2 separate regions of the Homo sapiens genome follow, and region 1 is linked to region 2. Evidence: chromatin contacts called from ENCODE Hi-C or POLR2A ChIA-PET data. All regions are on one chromosome and are shown on one strand. Each heading gives the region's core, a stretch centred on a gene start or an enhancer-like site at or near the end of the contact. The rest is flanking DNA. Distances are from core to core; before and after follow the strand shown.

Region 1 (6,766 bases), core at 3,685-6,184, 210 kb after region 2:
ATGATATACACATGTATATATATAACTCTATGATATATATAACTATGATATATATACATGTATATTTAACTAATATATATAACTATGATATATATACATATATATAACTCTATGATATGTGTGTATATATGTACATATATATAACGTTATGATATACATATACATATATCCATTTTTAAGTAGCCTCGCTTTCCAAAAAGCAATATATTTAGGAACAGACCAATAGAAGAGGCATAGAGAAACTAAAATGTAACCTGCCTTTATGCACAGCCCTGATCATACCAGATCACTGGGCACTGTTTTGAGAGGCAAAAATAAATTTCAGAAACTAAAGAGAATAACAATGAGTAAAATACTGGATTACTGGATTTAGCACAAATATGAAGAATGTGAATTCTACAAAGATTTCCTTTTTAAATAAGAGATGATGGTTGCTCTTGAGGAAATGTTTGGTATGGGAGAAGATAGGACCTATCAAATAAGATGAGATAATATAAATATTTCATTTAGTCGTTATCATCTCTTTATGATGATGAGAAGACATTATTACCATATTTTTTATTCTAACTCATAAAAAATGGTCTATCGTCCACATTTGTAATGGGCTACAGCACACTAATCTTAGTTTGGCATAAAGCTCATACAAACCACTCAATATTTTCAATATAAATGTAATGACTTCTGATTTTAGGGAAACATAACAATGCTCAAAAAAAATCACTCATTAACTCTAACCTCTCCTATTGGTCATTTATGTAAGTACGCGCACTTGCAAAAAATAAAATAAACTTTCTGCATATTCATTATGAAGAAGACGGATGACAATCAGTAGGAGAGACAGCAAATTTCTTCTTGAGGATTAGGCTCCAATTGGTTGAATTTCAACATCAACCTGGCAATTTTACTATTAAGTCAGCAGAAGTGAGTTCTTATACACTACGCCACTTACTACCGGAGAACATCAGGCAAAGGGAAAAGAACACGCTAGAATAAATTGTGCATTATTTCTGGCATTAGTTAAAGGAACAGAGCATTATAAGAAAAAAATACAGTACCATTGATTTTTACAGGTGTTTAATACAGATAAGCTGAAAAAAGGGTTTCCATTTTAAGCCTAGTGATGGCTAAAGATGCATTCAAATATGTTCAAAAGCAATCTAAAGTCTTATAAAATGGTGTTTAAGCTATTCAGGCAAAACGTAAATAGTTTTTGTCATAGTACTGAGGAATGTAGAACAAAAGCAGTGTCCAAGGAGCTGACTCTGGCACACGGCCGGCCACTGTCAAATCAGGGAGGTCATTAAAACAGAGGTAATACTGTTTATCCATTATATGATCAAAGGTTATTTAGGGAAAACAGTAACAGACTGTCCTTAGAAAGGTAGGAGGCATAATTACCCTGGAAATCTCCAAGTCCCACTCTCCAGAGAAGATACCAAAAGAAACAATTACGTTAAAGAGTCAAACATATGCTTAAAGAGTTACTATATAAAATAAGTAAATCCTTGATTTTTTTAACCTTGTCTGTTTTTAACATATTTCTTTAAAGCTCAATTTGAAAGAATAGGGAAATTTTTGCTTTTATTGAACAACCATAAGTAGATATACATTGAACTGCTTTGCAAAAACCAAATTTAAAAATAAGGTTATATCTGCACAACCACTCAATGGGTAATTTTTCTATTTACTTATTTCGGGGAGTCCCTTGGTCTCCAATTTCTGCAGAGCTGTGTGTTCATGTAGTAGATTGCATAATGAACATGGCAAAAAAAAAGAATAACTATTTTTGACCACACAGACATAGCACTCATAGATGCTATAAGAATATAGGTTTGTTTTTGGCATTCTTCACTATATACTAGGTTTTGTCTTCCTCTCTTTAGCAATCAGTCTTTCTTTCTTAGAAATAAATTTGGTAACTCTGGCTCAAATATAAATTCAATTTCTATGATTTCCAGCTCTTGCTCATCTTTTTAATCCACCCTGTTTTCTCCATGACCTTGGCCAGATACTCATTTCTCTTTCTCATTACTACTGTGATCATATCCTTACTGATGGTATAGTACATCCTCTTGAATAAACATCCAAGAAGAACTCATTGTTGCCCAAAGTCCCTCAGGTCAGTTGACCAAAAAACATGAATTTAGGGTCTATTTTCTATGCCATATAGCAATGAGGATAGGGCTGATATAAATGAGGACAGAAGGGGTTCCATATACAAAAATATCAGGCTCCATAACAAGTATTGGAATAATTACAAAACATGATGTTAACTGAGACAAAAGAATGCTGTGCAGCTGAACAGCTGAATGCTGTGGAGTACAAGCTAGAGGAGTAACTAGAATTAAGCTGGATGCAGTTGCTACACAGATGCCCAGTCACTAACAGATCTCGTGAGCTGTGATGGCTGATTCATGTTCTGGAAATGCTAGAGTAGAAAACCCACGACTCAGATACATTCGTCTGTTAAACACGTGATATGATCAGCTACAAGTCAGAGCACCTCAAGTCATAACCTTGCCAAGCCTGGTTAGTGATAATTCTGGACACTAAGTGGCTCAGCTGTGACCCTCTGTGTGTCTCAGAGTTTCCATATGGGAAATGTCATGGGACTCTTTTGAGTTATAAAGGACATGTAAAGGAAGACTTTGTGGTATCAGTAACTTAATAATATTCAGGAATCTCGTTATACTTGTAATATTATGGAACTTAGTTATAATGGGTCATGGAGTATGTCCCAACTCAGAGGATATCGAATCTGTATAATACAGATTTATAACTAGTATCTATTTTAATTCTACATAGGTTGGGTGATAGGGTGGCAAGAACATATATTTTTTTGAAGCCAGAAAATTAAGATTCAATTCTTCGCTTGACCAATGGTGAGCAATGTTTGGAAGTCATTTAAGTCCATCTGTGGCTTGTCTGTAAAGTGGTGAAATAGTAAAACCTGCCTTTTTCAGGGATGTCATAGTGAAGCTCAGACAGGTGGATATGCATGAAAGTGATCATAAGTGCCTGCACACTATACACACATAATTGTTATTCTTCTTTCCCTAGATTTGTACTACAAAGTCCTGCTTATGTCGGGGGGACATCACTCAGAAAACACACTCATTCCCCTAGGAAAGAATTCTTACCACTCTTGTGAATTTGAGGAATAGTATCTCAGTTGCATTAACTGGTGTTTATTAATGTATTATGAGCCTCTGCTGTGGCATCTGATTCACAATAAAGAGATTAAGCATGCTAATTTGTCATTTATTTTCCAATGCCTGCTTTCCTGCCTGCAGCACCACTAATATCCCAGGAGCTCCTCAACCCAATTATTTCCCATTTTGCATTACTGCTGAAAGTAGTGCTAATGTGCCCAAAAGGCTTAAGTCCTTGGTCATGGGAAAAAAAAAAATGATGCTTCTCTCCCCACCACAATGCTATTGTCATTTGCTGAGAAGAAACACCCCTGGACCACTGGGCCATATCTAGTAATCAAACCAAATTAGCAGCCTGACTGCACTGTGGACATGAGCAGCAGACCTGTGCTTATTTAGTATTTATTTTTGGGGTGGAAGAGAATTCCATCTGTAGAATGAAATTCACAACCTACAGGGAGTTGAATTATACGATGGTTATATAAACAGTTTTGTTTGCTTGTTTGGGGAATTGCTGGTCAAAATCACTCAAATAACTGGTGAACTCAACTTTTTCATCTCAAAAAATTAATAAGCAGTTGTTTAGCCAAATCCAAATATTAACTTGCAAACTAATTTGTGAATACAGACACAACTCATTATTAATAGAAGCAGCATAAAGATTTCTCATTTTCTATGCTTTTAAATCCAGCCTTATAAATGTTTTTTAACCTAACCATGTAATATTTCTGCTACCTTCCTCAGTCTTTCACTTTGAAATGCGCTTTTTGCTCATCCCAGGAGTTTCTGTATTGCTTGAGGCAAAATACTCCAGCACACCTTCACAACTATAAACTGTAAACATTTCTCTGCCTTTTTCTGTCCAAGGCTCAGAGCCCGTTTAAATGTCGGTGGATAGTTTCAGAAACATACTAGACTCCACAGTTGCCAAAAATAATTATTGTCAAAACTTGCCAATTTCCCCAAGAACGTAAAACTTATATTTTTAAAATTTGATAATTTTAGCTGTGAGGAGATACTGATTGAAAACAGATTGTTATTTATTTCAAAGATGTTCAGCACCAAAGATGAGATGCAGCAGATTAAGTTAATCTCTATGAGGTTATTTCTTACCATTATTTTCTTAAATCCTCCCCTCACTTTAATCAAGAATAGGAATGTTAAGGGCTTGACGCAGGGAAGAAGCATAGATTAGCGGTTAGCATAATAGCATGAAAGCCAGGAAATGTGAAATCTATTCTGGGCCAAGTGGTCTTAGGTGAGCACATTATTTACAGCCTCAGTTTCTCCATATATAAAACCAAAAGCATTGCACACACTGAAAATGAGAGCTTCACTGTGCTGACATTGTTCAGTGCTGACTATGTGCCAGGCACCATGCTCAGGGCTTTAAAAGGATTACCTTGTACAATGTTAGTATCTACTTCTTAGTAGATAATATTATCATCCAAAGTTTACAAATAAGGTAACTGAGGTACAGAGACATTAAGTAAATGGCCACACAGCTGGGAGCCAACTGAGGAGGCTGAGCTCTAACCCACAGACAACACTGCCCTCTAAATTGTTGGTTTGGCATTATCTGGAAGGGCTTTGTGGAGTGGGATATGCTACACACCTAATCCAGAAAATTTCCAGAATAGTGGCCCAGATTTTTCTCTCTCCTTTTGGGGCTCTGTGCCACCTGCCCTGGGAAAAAGACCACCCGGGCTCAGGCCTCCCTGGCTTGGCTGCACCTGGTAGCCCCCACATACTGCAGTTGCGACACAACAGTGCTTTATCTGCCAACTGAACCCGAGACATTTGTGTTCGGTTCAGCGCAGCTGGTGGAGGGAGGCTCAGATTTCCGCCGCACTGAACACAATGAAGCAGCCCTGTCACAGGACCATTACGAAAGCACATGCTCCCTGGCTAATTTTTGTAGCATAAGGGTGTAGACTATTTAAAACTATTCCCCGCCCCCAGCTCTTAAATGCCTGCCTAGGAGTCAAGTTCATCCAGGGGTCTATTGGCCATATGTTATTTGGTGTCACTTGTTTTTCTGCATATTGGGGAACACACACACACACAGGAAGTGGCTTCCAGAGGAAAATGTTTATGATTGCTGGCAGCCTGGATACCAAATGGCTCACATGCAAAGTGTAAAGGAACAACGCTGCAGCTCCTCTGCTCAAACCTGGTGTCTGTAGGAAAAGCCAACTTGAACTTGACTTGCACAGATGCTAAAGAAATACCTCTTTCACTACCAGCATTCATCGTGGGTCATCAGAGTTAACTCGCCGAAATGGGAGCAAAGGTTTAAAGGTCTTATCACATCACATCCTGGAGTACTGTATGGAACATGGTTTCAAAATATATCACATTCATGGGTGTTCATTACAAACCGTGGTCATTTAATAACACATCTCATAATTGTGGACTTAATAGGAGCTATTAAAAATGATAAGTATGTGAGGTAATACACATGTTAATTAGCTCAATTTAACCATCCCACAATGTACACATATTTCAAAACATGTTGTGCCCAATAAATATATACAATTTTTATTTGTCAATTTAAAAAAAAGAGCCACTGATCTTCACATTCCATGATGTTGGTTAAACAGTGAATACTAACATAATGCCTTTTGTGGCTAGGCCAAAAGCAAATAAGCATTAAGCTACAGTAAAAGAATCACACTCTAAGAAACACACCCGAGTACTTTAACATATCTGGAATAGAGTTGCAAATGGTGCATGCCTAAGTTTCCTGAAATTCAAGAGTTTTGACATGCAGTTGCTAGATCAATATTTGCACATTTAAAAGATCTAAACTGAGTTAAGAGATGCTTTGTATCCACTAAAATCTCATTGAAGGGAAGAGAAATAAACGAATCATACATACGACTTTTAAGATGTTTTGAAACAAGTCCCCCTAAAAAGAAGGCTTTCAAAGAAGGCAAACATTGAAGATTTGCTAATAAAGAAAAATATCTTCCCAAATAAGTGATTCAAACAATGTGGGGCATCTATCACGGTTTCATTATCCTACTCAAGGTTTAGAGAAAACATTCCTTAAACTTTCAGTAACCAGATATTCTCATTAGAAAACACTGACCGCCTTCTTTCAAATATCACAACCAAATTTAAACAATTTTGTAGGAAAGCATCAAAGAGTGCAAACCATTGTTATTAAAGAAAGAAAATGATAAAAAAAAAAAAACACAGGTTTTGTGGGTCAATATGGAGCAGACTTTCTTAAAAGGCGAAATATTTTGGCAAAACTTACCCTAAACACACATTCAAATAATGTCTGGAAGTTGTGAAAAGACCCTAGGAAATGAACTCTTCTCCTTTCTACAAATATTGAGAAAAGAGCTACCAGATGCAAATGAACTGCTGAACTCAATCTGTGGTCTTAAAAATGTATTTCAATAGAATAGCCAATGTATCATCTGAGTATGAAAAAGATGTACCATAATAGCATTCTGAAAAATGAATTAGGAACACATTGTCATCAACTCCAGGAAAAATAATAAAGGTAGAAAAGATTAAGAGGCAAGCATATCTTTCGGAATTGTAAAATGGGTTTATAGGTCTTCTAATAACAACTTTTACTCAAACCTTACATAAATAGG
Region 2 (6,415 bases), core at 368-2,867:
CATTTCCAGTTAACAAATGATCCTTTCAAATATTAAAAGATGACCATGAAGAGTGCGTGATAGTAATGAAATCTGGCTCGGGCCTGCTGCTTATCTGGAGTTCATGGAGGAGGAGAATTAACAGGAAAAAAAAAAAAAGAAAGAGAAGAAAAAGGTACCCTATGCATTTTTAACACGGAAATCCCTTGGGACACCAAAGTGACTTCCACTTAGGCTTCGCCTATAATCAGTGTACCAAAATAATATGAGCATTTCCCTGTTAATTAAAACTGGGCTGGAGATGCCCCTCAGCAGAAGGGGGATTAAGAAGTCACACACACTAATAGCCCCTGTTAACAAAACCTAAACCGTGCAAGAATGCTTCATGCTATGATGTCTTCTCTAGGAGCCGGAAGCAGTCCATGAGGAAAACAAGCAACTAATTAGGGAGAAACTTCTGGTCTGATACGTTATTTTTCTTTTAAATCCATTTTGGCCGGGGGTTGGGGAAGGGAAGGGTGACTAGGCAGAGCAGAGAGGATTTTTAGGACACTGAAACCATTCTATGTAATACTATAATGGTAGATACGTGTCATTATACATTTGTCAAAACCCACAGAATGTATAACACCAAGAGTGAACCCCCACATAAACTATGGACTTCTTTGGGTAATAATGACGTATCCATGCGGATTCATCGATTGTTAACAAATGTACCAGTCTACTGGGAAATGTTGATAATGAGGGAGGGTATGGATGAAGGGGGGCGGGTCAGGGGATATTAACTCTGTACTTTTTGCTCAATTTTGCTGTCAGCCTAAAAGTGCTGGGTTTTTGTTTTGTTTTGTTTTTTAACTTTTAAGTTCAGGGGTACATGTGCAGCTTGTTCCATGGGTAAAATTGTGTCATGTGGGTTTGCTGTGCAGGTTATTTCATCACCCAGGTATTAAGCCTAGTACCCATTAGTTATTTTAAAAATAAAGTCTTAAAAAAAAATCCCAAATAAATAAATCCACTCTTGAGGTATACAGATGACTGCATTTATCTGAAGTCCTGTGAAAAAACTTTACAATTAGGGACCATGTCGTTTTCACCCAGATTTCCGGATGTAATTCCGTGTTTTGAAATGTACGCACAAGAGTAAACAATGCAGAATGATCAGCCTCACAGCGGGTCACAGGACACAACCGCCGCGCTCTGGTTGGACGCAGGCTGCATCCTGTTTCCCGGACACATTTATTCAGCCCAATCTTTCCTGTCTGAACACAGACTGTTGATGATAAAATAGCATCTCAAATTATGAGGGAGAAAGAGCTGCTTCGGCGTTCCTCCCCGGTTCTCTGCCTGGATTGGGCTCCCGTGGGTTGCTGAGGCCCTCGCGGAGGCCTAGGAAGCCCGGCAGCGCGGGCGGCAGCAGCGGGTTGGGGAGCAAGGCCGGCTTGGAACGCGGGCTCCTGCCCACTGCCACCCGCAGGCTGCCCCGGGCTCCCGGGCGGGCGCTCGGCCAGGGGCTCTGCTCGCTCCATGGACAGCTGGGTGGAAAGGACGCCCCGTGAAGGACACCCGGCCGTCGGACCGCGCCCACCCCTGGGCCTCCCAGGGGCTCCCTCCGCAGACTCCCAGGGACTTCCTGGGAGCCACCGCGGAGGGCGCTGCGCGCGTCCGGAGCCGACGCCGGGCTTCAAACAGAAACCAAAGCCCGCTCCAACGCCGCGAAGGAGGGGGGCTCCAAGCATCCTAGAAAAGAAAGCTGGAGGGAGCGCATCAGAGACACAAGTGCGGATAAGACTTAACACATTTCCTGAAGAGGATTCCTTGTCGCGAGTTGTCTTGGTTATGACAGAGGAAGAAGACTTCAAAGTGAATAAGCAAGGGGGTGCCCTTAATCAGGGCAGAAATGTGGTGGCTTTGGGATTTACCTATTTCGTACAAGTTGCGTTCTTTTCAGTGGCGTATTTCCCAGGTCCCTTGCAAGAGCTGTTGGACCCACTCCCCTCTTGCCCACAAGTTGGAATATTATTTCATTAATCACAACAGGAGGCAGATGTTACTTAAGATTTAGAAAGAGAAATAAAGGCATAGATGAAGGGGCTTGCATCAAGTTCAAAAAAGAGTATTATGTTTATAGCTCCTTAATTATTATTGGTTATCTGCCAGGCTTTCTATAATATACTTTGTAACATTCTGGAATTTTTAAAAAGTACCCTACTTATCTTTAAACACTGAAATCCATTCAAAGCCCTACAACCGATAGGGCCTTTGGGAGCGTTATTAAAATCCTCTTAATTAACAACAACAAAGTGAAGGCTTAAAATGGTTGAATGACTTGCCCAAGATCACACAGCTAGGAAATAAGCATTGGATAAAAATGTATGGAATGTCTGAGTAAATCCTAGCCTTTCTGTGTTCTACTTAAATTCCTCAATTTTAAATATAGTTGTTATATCACACACAGTTAGGGGTATTATCCCCATTAGCAAAGAAAGTGCCGTAGTAAAGGCAGCTTTCAAAATTTTCAGGGATTTTGTAGAATCACTGAGGAGTAACTATGTTGTACATGGTTCCTCTTCCATTACATTTACTAGAAGAGGCTAAAGGGTCACACACCCTCACTTGTCATGAGCCTGAAAGACTTTGTGACTGTTCTAGGTACATACATGTAACAAGCTTTTGATACAAAACATAATGCGAAAAATAAAATGTTGTTTGTGAAGGCAAAGATTCATCAATACCAAGTATAATCTGTTTCTTTACATTTTTCAAACAATAAGACTGAGATAAGAAAATCAGAACTAGGGCCAACTGTAACAGGTGCTAATAGAATTTTTCCATGAACTATTGTGTCAGTTTAATCCCCAGCCTGACCTGGAACACTTTGGCCATTTTAACACCAAGCTCCCCGGATTATCTATTCTGAGTTAAATGTTCCCAAGTGGATTGGTGATTGTGCAGCGGAGAGAAGATCTGCAAGGATTATTCTAAAATTTCACAAGAATTTCCCTGACATACACTATATATTACTATGAACTATGTTTTCAAAATAATGATACAATGAATTGCCTAGCCAAGCAACATCTTCACAGTTTAACCGAACACTGAAATGATTTTCCACAAGCTCAATGTTCAGAAAATAAATGCAAATTGGCTATAAATTAATTTAGTCTTTAAATTAATACTTGATCAATAATCTGACATTGTTTTCATTGTCTACATGAAGAAAACTAAGACAAAACAGTTTTTCAGCTGTATTATAACTTAGTGTTAAACTACATCTATATAGCCCCATCTATATAGATGGAGAGACTCTTTTAATTCAATTGCTATAGATAGCAAAATCTAATAATAGAGATCTTAAAGCATTATCTTTTTACTTGAATTACTGAATTTAGTTGCTATCTACACTGATCAGAATACCACATTAATTTTCTTGATTTTATATTTGATATTACAAAAAATCCCATTTTAATGATTAAAGATGCTGAAATGACATTTTTGAATGAAATTAATCTATGTAGCTTAAAAATATTTCATTTTCATTAGCATTCCCTCTTATTTTTTTAACAATAAACTCCTTATTTTAAAATATAACTCAAAGCCCATGTTCTACACAAAATTTTTCAAAATTATCTCAGGCATCCATTCTCCAAAAGACTGATACAATCTGTGAACTGACCCTAACTTTCATTGAAGTAGCATGCAAATATTTGTTATAACTTTACCTATCTGCCTTATCTGGTTTGACTTAGCTAGATGTGGAAAGATTTGTACTTAATCCTCACCAGAAAAAAAGACACTATTGAATGCTAAAGACCCTGTGAATATTCTACAAAAGAGCTTTCATTGCAGATCAGTTTAAGTCGGAGACATAAGCAAAAGATAAAAAACCAAAGACAGTTATTCACTGACCTCAGTAATTTTCAAGCCATTCTATAAAACTTGGAGATTCCCATTAAAGAAGACAGAAAAATCAGCCGGGCACCGTGGCTCACGCCTATAATCCCAGGACTTTGGGAGGCCGAGGCAGGTGGATCACTTGAGGCCAGGAGTTCAAGACCAGCCTGGCCAACATGGGGAAACCACGTCTCTACTAAAAATACAAAATTAGCCAGGCATGTTGGTGCATACTTGTAATCCCAGCTACTCGGCGGGATGAGATGAGACATGAGAATCACTTGAACCCAGGAGGCGGAGGTTGCAGAGAACCTAGATGGTGCCATTACACTCCAGCCTGGGCGACAGAGACTCTGAATCAAAAAAAACAAAAAAACAAAAAAAAAAAAAAAAAGGAAAGAAAAATTGTTTAACTTATGCCATCACACCCTAGTCACACATTCTAGCATCCTGTGAGGAAATGAGGGCGTGACATTAAAAGAAAGAGTGTACATAAAATTAGGAAACTGCGGTTCCACCTGTGTTAGAGTCCAGACAGTGAATCGGAAACCACAGTAGGCACTTCAACAGGGAGAATTCAATATGAAAACTTTGGTCCAAAGGGTGTTGGAGAATTACAGGAGCAAAAACTGAACAGGGATTGTAACTACAGGAAGCAACTACTGCCTCTGGAAATTGTGGGAATAAAAGGAAGTGTTCGGCACATCAGAATCTAGAAGCTCAGTGAAGAGGGCCTGTTGGACTGAGACTGGTATCAGAGGAGTCAAAGCCAGTGGCCAGTGCTCGGCTTTCCCAAGTGCACAATGGGGCTTCATCTGAGAGTGTCACAGAAAGCTAGAAACTGTGCCAACTGTCAATGTCAGGGCAATGGGTCTTTAATAGAGTGGCACTGTCAGGAACAAGTTAATAGGAAACAGACACAAGGATACAATTCTTTCTCTCTCCTAGTGTCCTGAATCCCAGCCCCCCATATCACAAAGAAGAGCAGGTTTAGAGCTGAGAGACAATAGCTTAATAAGGGGCATATAGGCTTAAGAGAGCTTTCATAAATGGATCATCAACCTCATCTCTAAAAAACAGTGACCTTTCCATAAAAGTGCATCCTATGACATTAGAATGGGATTGGGTCACTTTCTTGATCCAATAATCTGTTGCTAATACCTAGCATTCACGCCCTAACCACCCTGCATACATTCTTTTCCTTGGCCTGTACCATCTAAAATATTTGCCTGTTGTTCCTTGATCTAAACATGCATTCTTGACCTTTTTAACTTAAAACCACAAAGTATATCATCATTTTTCACCAAATACACTGTAACATTTTTGTGTAGGATGAATTATCTTTGAAATATATTGAAACTCTAGCCCTCTGCCTAGCTTTAGGGCTTCTTTGGCTCATTACCAGATGGACAGGTGGATGGAAGGAGGGAGGGGGAGATGCTTATATGAGTGGGAGGTATGAATATGTGTGTACAATGAGGCTGTGACTGTAAAGAAACACACAGTGCAGAACTAGGCCAGTAAACGTAACCAAGAAACAGAGCTTAAGTTAGAACTTACTAAAGGAGTTTTCCATTTTCTTCTTTTTTTTGCATTAATATTGTTGGTCAGATTTGCAGTGTTATATGAAAATAGTACTATGGCGTGTGAACCAATTTACTAAACAAATAGCAGCTGTAGTAAAACATCTGTTTGGGAAAGAGGAAATATAAACTCATAAAATCAAATGAAGGCAATGTGATCTGTACTTTCACAATATGAGAAAACTAGACATATGGAGCAGTTTGCAAAAGATTATCAATCATTCTATTAAAAAAAAACAAAGTGTGAAACAGGTAACATTATGATCTTCACACAACACATTAGCCAGTATCTGAGTAAGATTTTAGAAAAGGGTATGAGAATGTCTCTCAGGAATGAGAATAGCATCAACATCTCCCTTACAAAAGGAAATTTTTAAGGTGTGAAAGAGGATTATATCTAAAAATAACTATATGTGTCTATGTATACTGTCACCAATAGTAAGATGATTGTTGTACTATAATTATACAAGATTAAGGTAATAATAACAAAAGGAAAGAAAAATTTTGTGTGGAACTCGGGAAAGACATTTGCTATATTATGTATAGATCTGCCATCTAGTTCATTAGTGCCAAAATGATTTGCTTTCTGAGGATCAATCATTAGAGGAACTCTAATAAAAATTTCAATGAAACTATGAAAGAGAAAAGTAAACGAAAGACTGGGTTTCATCCTTATGCACCCAATCTGCAAGAAAAGCAAAAATCAATAAAGAGAGCTTAAATTAAAAAAAAAAAAAAGACCCTTCTGAAGAAGCTGTTGGCTATCTTTTTTAACAACAAGAAAGCTGATTTTGTTTGTTTGCAATACTTTGCTGCCCCTGCTCGCCTTCTCTTTGCTTCACAGAGTTTAAGCTAAAACCAAAGAAAGATGTAATACATTCAAAAACAAAATCACATCACTGGCATAAAGCAAATCAGAGAGCAGTAATAAATGTCAGAGCTGTAACAGCAAAGGCAGCAGC

What was found. Hi-C counts contacts between places; a loop is a spot of excess contacts on that map. ChIA-PET counts read pairs that join two places held with the same protein, here RNA polymerase II (POLR2A). Pooled maps may share reads with other maps.
Region 1: a loop to region 2 is called in a pooled map of gastrocnemius medialis, with 2.4 times the contacts of the local background. The contact joins two enhancer-like sites. A Hi-C loop is called at or near these places in 2 of 168 maps with a recorded cell type or tissue (Caco-2 and gastrocnemius medialis) and 2 of 50 pooled maps. POLR2A ChIA-PET finds 5 or more read pairs at or near these places in 1 of 52 experiments (WTC11).

Annotation. Positions count from the first base shown.
Region 1 is chr1:216,810,722-216,817,487 of GRCh38, forward strand. It overlaps a transcript of ESRRG not described here. Among named protein-coding and RNA genes, the nearest start is that of ESRRG, 91 kb to the left of the region's middle. Within about 2 kb of position 4,935, at least 7 of the 41 ENCODE cell types and tissues checked have a DNase peak (open chromatin) inside an H3K27ac peak, as active enhancers do; they include gastrocnemius medialis, where a contact is called at or near this core.
Region 2 is chr1:216,599,699-216,606,113 of GRCh38, forward strand. The region is part of intron 3 of ESRRG (estrogen related receptor gamma); the gene reads right to left. Among named protein-coding and RNA genes, the nearest start is that of ESRRG, 120 kb to the right of the region's middle. RefSeq lists enhancers at 808-1,376, 1,222-1,321, 1,702-1,801 and a silencer at 1,422-1,601. Within about 2 kb of position 1,618, at least 28 of the 41 ENCODE cell types and tissues checked have a DNase peak (open chromatin) inside an H3K27ac peak, as active enhancers do; they include gastrocnemius medialis, where a contact is called at or near this core.